Linked DNA regions of Homo sapiens: region 1 is linked to region 2. A link is an interaction called in ENCODE POLR2A ChIA-PET data of the cell type or tissue named here. Cell type or tissue: OCI-LY7. All regions are shown on one strand. Each heading gives the region's core, and the rest is flanking DNA. Links, peaks and the distances in the headings are about the cores only.

The links. ChIA-PET counts read pairs that join two places held together with the same protein. Peaks named below come from ENCODE experiments on the same cell type or tissue, not always from the same donor. Only the 100,000 strongest peaks of a DNase experiment are listed, where the experiment ranks them.
Region 1: POLR2A ChIA-PET joins it to region 2 with 10 read pairs; 2 of 35 experiments call an interaction of 5 or more read pairs at or near these places.

What each region holds. Positions count from the first base shown.
Region 1 is chr13:45,797,615-45,800,544 of GRCh38, reverse strand. The region is part of intron 1 of SIAH3 (siah E3 ubiquitin protein ligase family member 3); the gene reads left to right. Among named protein-coding and RNA genes, the nearest start is that of SIAH3, 53 kb to the left of the region's middle. In OCI-LY7, for the core only: no CTCF peak of the experiment used is centred there; no DNase peak of the experiment used is centred there.
Region 2 is chr13:46,277,293-46,280,222 of GRCh38, reverse strand. The region is part of intron 2 of LOC105370194 (a long non-coding RNA gene); the gene reads left to right. It overlaps LOC124903170 (a long non-coding RNA gene), which reads left to right and starts at 382. Exons shown (of 2, transcript XR_007063785.1): 1 at 382-437; 2 at 1,328-1,799. In OCI-LY7, for the core only: no CTCF peak of the experiment used is centred there; no DNase peak of the experiment used is centred there.

The DNA.
Region 1 (2,930 bases), core at 240-2,739, 480 kb after region 2:
AGCAGAGGTCAAGAGATTGGGCCCAAAAGAAATCGACACAGTGACTCTGAGAAAAGACAGCAAATTCTTTGAGGCTCTGAACTACACTTTATTTTTCTTTTCATCCACAATATCTGGCAGGTTTGCTGAATCGATGAACAAATAAATAATTGGATGCATGAAGCAATTGTGTCTCTCTTCGCTAGGTTTGAATAAAACCAATTATGCTACATTCATATGAGTTCTCCAAGGCCAATGGAGCCACCAAAAATAATGGTGTTCAGCTACATCTCTTGACGCATATAGTTCCACAAGATATCAAGTAGAAAAAAAACAGTTTACAAGACTACAAGTGCAATATTTAGGCATTTATGTCGAAAATGGCATTGAAAGAAGTACACGCCAAAATGTTAACAGTGGTACTATCAGGATGGTGCTATTCTGAGAGTTTTCTATTCTTTTCTTTATACTATGCAGGCTATTCTAAATATTTTGTGATGAGAATACATGATCTCCTAATCAGAAAAAATTAAGTTTAAAAACAATATGTCATCAACCCATAGTTATCTGTGCTAGAAAGAGAAAAAGAGAACAGTGATGTGGATCATCTAGAAGATGGGAAAAATCACCCATGCTTGACTTTGGAATATGTTACATACATTTTCCCCCCAGAAGATTTATCTTCCTAATTATGCTTTGCTCTTTACTTAATATTAGGATTAGTTCTAACTCCCTGAGCTCCCCTGCTAACTAAATGAGCAAGCTGGTTGGCAGGGAAAAGTCAGCTTGGAATGAAATGAAATATGAGCTGCAGATAATACACATGGGGATAATTGAGTGCTGGCTGCTTGCAGGGAGAGGAGCGGGAAGCCTGGGGCACAGTGCCCACACTCTGCAGCCAGAATCCAGAGCATCAAAGCCCAGCTCCACTACCACCAACCCCCAGGCCTTGGGAAAGACCATCCTCCATCCTGAGCTCCAGTGTCCCTGGGTACAAACTACTTGTGATAATGATACCCACCTCCTGGAGGCCACACGAGGATTAAGTGAGATGAGGCATGTGATGTGCTTAGAACAGACACTCAGCAGGTGTCAGCCAGGACCATTCCGTATTTCAAGCATGCCCTTCCATGATTTGCATCCATATGATACTTTCTTCTAAATGGATTGCACCATTTAAAACACATTTTAACGCATTCCTCCTATTATCCAGGAAGGAGGCAGATATCATCGTTCTTATTCTATAGACATGGAAATTAAGGTCTGAAAAAAGTGAAAGGAACTATCCTTGGTCATATAAGGAGTGGAAGACCTGGACCCATATCTCCATTCTCCATGCACCTTCATGCCATGTGCCCCTGCCCCAACCCCATCCGCCTCTTTATGCCTCAATTCCCGATCTTAGTCAATGCAGGGAAATTGAAGTTTCATCCTGTAGGCCTGTCTATAAAGACTTGTGAAGATTACCCAGGGAATTACTGTTAAGTGCTTGGCCAGGATCTAGTGCTGTGGAAACACAGAGTTCTGGCAGTGGGGAGGAATTGAAGAGGCCCTGGTTCATTTGGACTACTTGTCGTGAGGCTGGTACATTAGTAGATCTGGGATGGAGGACTTGTCATTTCTGTGTTTTACAGAGGAAGGCTTTAGTGCCATCACCAATTTGTTTTCCAGAAGAATTAGTCACCAATATTAGAATCATGGAAGAAGATAAGACAATTTGCACTTGGACCAGTTTAAAGATAAACTTTGGTACATCATAATTTTTCAAAATGTATTTGTGCAAACAGCAATTCCTGAATCAGGAAGCTCCAAACCAGAAGTGGTTCAGGGATCTGCCGGAAGTGACTGCAGGGGAGAGCTTCTATAGGGCCAGTGCCGAAGTGAGCAAAGCCATGATTAGACTGGTTACAGTTAGAGCACTGCCTCATCTGGACGGTTCTAATGGGAAGTTCAAGACAACTTAACTAAATACCAGTTGGCTGCATGTGATTGGTCATCTAAATTACCTCCCATTTGATTATATTAAAAGACCTCTCCAAGATACTGGACAGGATACCATCCTGAACGTTCCCCTACAAATCCTGCCCTGACTCCCAGAAGCAATTCCTCCCCCTACTAGAAAAGTAAGCTCTCTGAGGATAGGGACCACATGTGATCTGCTCACCATTTTATACCCATCATCTCCCACAGCACATGGTGAGTGATGAATTTATATTCGTTGCGTGATTGATTGAATGAATGGATTCACTATGTAACAGCAGAATGGTATGGAAATCAATGGGCCCTGCTGAAAAGCATGATATTTATTGGTTTATGTATTACTATTTAAAACTAAAAAGAGGAAGCTGCTTCTAAATTCTGAACATGAAAACCCAATTAAACTAAATAGTAAGGAATTACGAGTAGCCATAAAAATGGAGAATTTATTAATTAAAGCGAAGCTCTCCCTTAACAAATGAATTTAAATACTGTTAAAAGAAAGAAGATAAACTTCCCATTTTCTGCTTAAGAATTTCCTCGCAGCTCTGCTTCCCCTCTGCCCCCAGTGAAGTCCTATGTTACCAAGCTGTCTGCAAGGGGACACTGCATGACTAACAAATCAAGGCATTCCCTCCCTGGAATAGGGCAGCCCTATCACCGCCATCATGAAAGTAACCATGGACCCTGCAGGGACTTGTTAAGGAATCAGAGTGTTAGAAAGAGATGTCTGAGGTTATTAAGAATATGCTATTTGATTCCTAAAGGGATGTTAGGGCTTTTGTGAAGGAAGAAGGATGCCCGGCATGATGGCAGTGGGCAAGGACGAGTGGGTCTAACTGCTTGCCCTTCACAGTGAGGTCTGTGACCCAGCAGCTCTGACATCCTTGAGAGCTGGTTAGAAATGCAGAATCTCAGCCCCATGCCAGACCTGCTGTATCAGAGTGTGCATTTTAACAAGATGCCCAGGTGAT
Region 2 (2,930 bases), core at 240-2,739:
ATGACTGAATGATAGTGCCTTGTATGGATTTACATACATATTGATGAACTCTTTGAATGTTTCCAGTTTTTCACTATTGTAAATATCCTGGTGGTAAGTATACTTGAATATATTTTTAGACATACGCACAAGTATTTTTTAGCAGAAAATTATTAGACTTATTATGGTAAAAAACAAAAATTAAATGTTGATTGTTATAGCTATATTAAGGTCATCTTTTGTTGTTATTGCTACTTGTAACAGCTTATTGGATGTCAGGATGTTTTAGAGGTCTCTGACAGTTCCAGATTTTAGCTGTCCAAAACACTTTTTCTTCCCCTAGTTTTCAGTTCTAGAATTCTCCTTTCTTGTGGAGAATCTAATTAGTATGTTTTGGGAGGGGCTAATTCTGCCTTACCCAGTTCCAGAGATGGGCATGTGACTCAGGCCTGGCCAGGGTATGCCATCCATGAAGCTTTAATGATTTGTTTGTATTTGGATTTGTGACCCAGGCTGAGCCAATGAAAATCATCCCTAATGTATTTTACAGTAACAGTTGGGATAGACAGTGTGTTTTCCTCTGAGGTTCCTGAGATTCTTGTACATGAACCTGGAATGATTAGTGACCATCCATATTACCTGGATATGAGACAAAATTTTTAGAAAGTATTGGTAAGAGATAGATGATAGATAGATAGATAGATAGATAAATAGATAGAGTGAGCTAGATTAGATAGACAGAAAACTAGATAATGCCTTGATGACACAGTTTGAGTCCTGAATGAGTTGTGCCAGGAGACACATGCACAACATATATATATATTTTTTGTTGTTGTTGTTGTTGAAAACCTCATTCTTTCTGGTCATATATAGTATAGATATGTTCCCCAGTGTGCTGCTTGTCTTTATTTTTGGTTATTTTTGCTCGACAGACATTTAAAAATTTTTTACATGGTAAATTTGTTCATCTTTTCTTTGAGGTTTCATTACCCGCTTTTAAAAAAATCTAAATCTGATTTTTTAAAGACCATAGCTATTTATTTTTATATTTCAACTTAGACCTTTAGGCCTAAAATTGGAAATTAATCTTTGTTGTGGTGTGAGGCAGATAATCCCATTTTTAAAAAAAGTAATACATTATATAAATGTATTACACATATGTATTACACAAATGTATGCACACATACACATGTTGAAATGATTGCCTCTGACTTTCATTGGTTGATGGTGTAGCCGAGTACCCCATTTTTAAAAGGAAAAAAATGATTTTTTTTTCTTTTTCCTTTTCCCCCGCTTCCTACTTAGCTCTTTAGGAATGCAATTATAACCTTTACCTTCTCTCCATCAGGTATGGCAAGCTTATCTATGTGTTTACTTAGAAGTTGCAGAGACCAAAACTTGAAGCAAATCAGGCCCCTCTGGAACTCTCACCCACTAAGAGATTGCCTCAATTTACAACGTAGCTGCCTGCCATGGCGCCAGCCAGACCACATGATAGATAAGACATCTGAAGCAAGTCACACAGACCCCGCACCTCCTCCCCTCCTCCCCATCCCCCCTTTAAAAGCCCTTGCCTTCTGCCCTGAAGGCTGAAGTGGTATCTCAGGGCAGGAGCCTGTACTACTTCCCCTCGGGTAGCTCTTGAATTAAGTCACTTTTTTTTTCCCACCAGACCTTGCTCTTGTTATTCAGACTCTGCAAGCAGTGGATGACTGAACCTGAGTTACAGAGGCATTACAAGGAGGATTTTGTTTTCTTCTTAGGTTTAGTTGTATTTTCTAATATTTCTATAATAAATATGTCTTACTTTCATTAAAAAATACTGTAAGTTACTTTTTTTGGAAGATCTATAAGAGATCACTCAGATTCAAGGTTTATACTAAGCATGAAGAGATTGGGTTCTAAGTATATTTCATATTTGTCTAAGTATCTAGGTATATTTAGTTTTGAAACGTCCCTCAGAATTTGTCATTTCCCTTGAAAGCTATTCTTTTTTATTTCCTATTTCATTGAGAAATTACTCAGTTAAACCAAAACCCAACATGTTTTGAATAAATAAATAAACATATTTCTTCCCCAAGAAATATTTCAGGAACAAGGGTGAGTATTAATAAACTATATGCCACAGGGAGTTAGTATTATTTTCTTCATCTTGTTTTCTAATTATGAGTATATTACATTTTAATGAATTAATTTATCATACTATAAATATCCCTTTCTGCATGCATGTGTAATATGGTAGTTACTTCTCTCATTATAAATAATTTTATTCTTATGCTGGAGAATATAGTGTATACTTATCAAGCAAAGTAAAGTTTACCTGATTCTGCTGAAAAATGAAACAGAGTCTCAAGGAAAAGCGTGTAAGCATTGCAATTTATTGAAATCAATAGAAAAATTATTCTGCCTGATTTATCTTTATTTAAATGATATCACTAAAAGATACACACAAACATGACAATGTATATTTTCTGACATTAATGATGATAGCTGTGTAAATCATTTCATATCACTAAATTTAGCAATGATATTTGAGATTTAAGTGAACTGTGTGTAAAGATATGTGAAACAATTCTATGCCATTCTAAAGTTGTTTGTATATCAAAATGCCCTTTTATCTTTCTCTTACCAAACGTTAATTCTTAAAGTAAGTTTTACTATATGTATATGCTGCTTTGCAATGTTATTTTGTAAGCTGTATTTTATTTTTGTGTCAGGCTATCACTGTAGGCCTTGGTAGATGCTGGTGCTAGCCTATGGAATCAGACTAATGTCCAGTTGCTCAGCTTTAGGACATGAAGTTCAAGGTAACAATTAAAGACTGTACCAGTTCTCTAAGAACCTGGGACATTAATTTAAACAAACAAATGGGGATAGAATTAATCTTTTATTCCCCAAAACAACCTACAATTGAGATGGAAGGTGCTGGTCAGATTTCCACAGAAATGCAC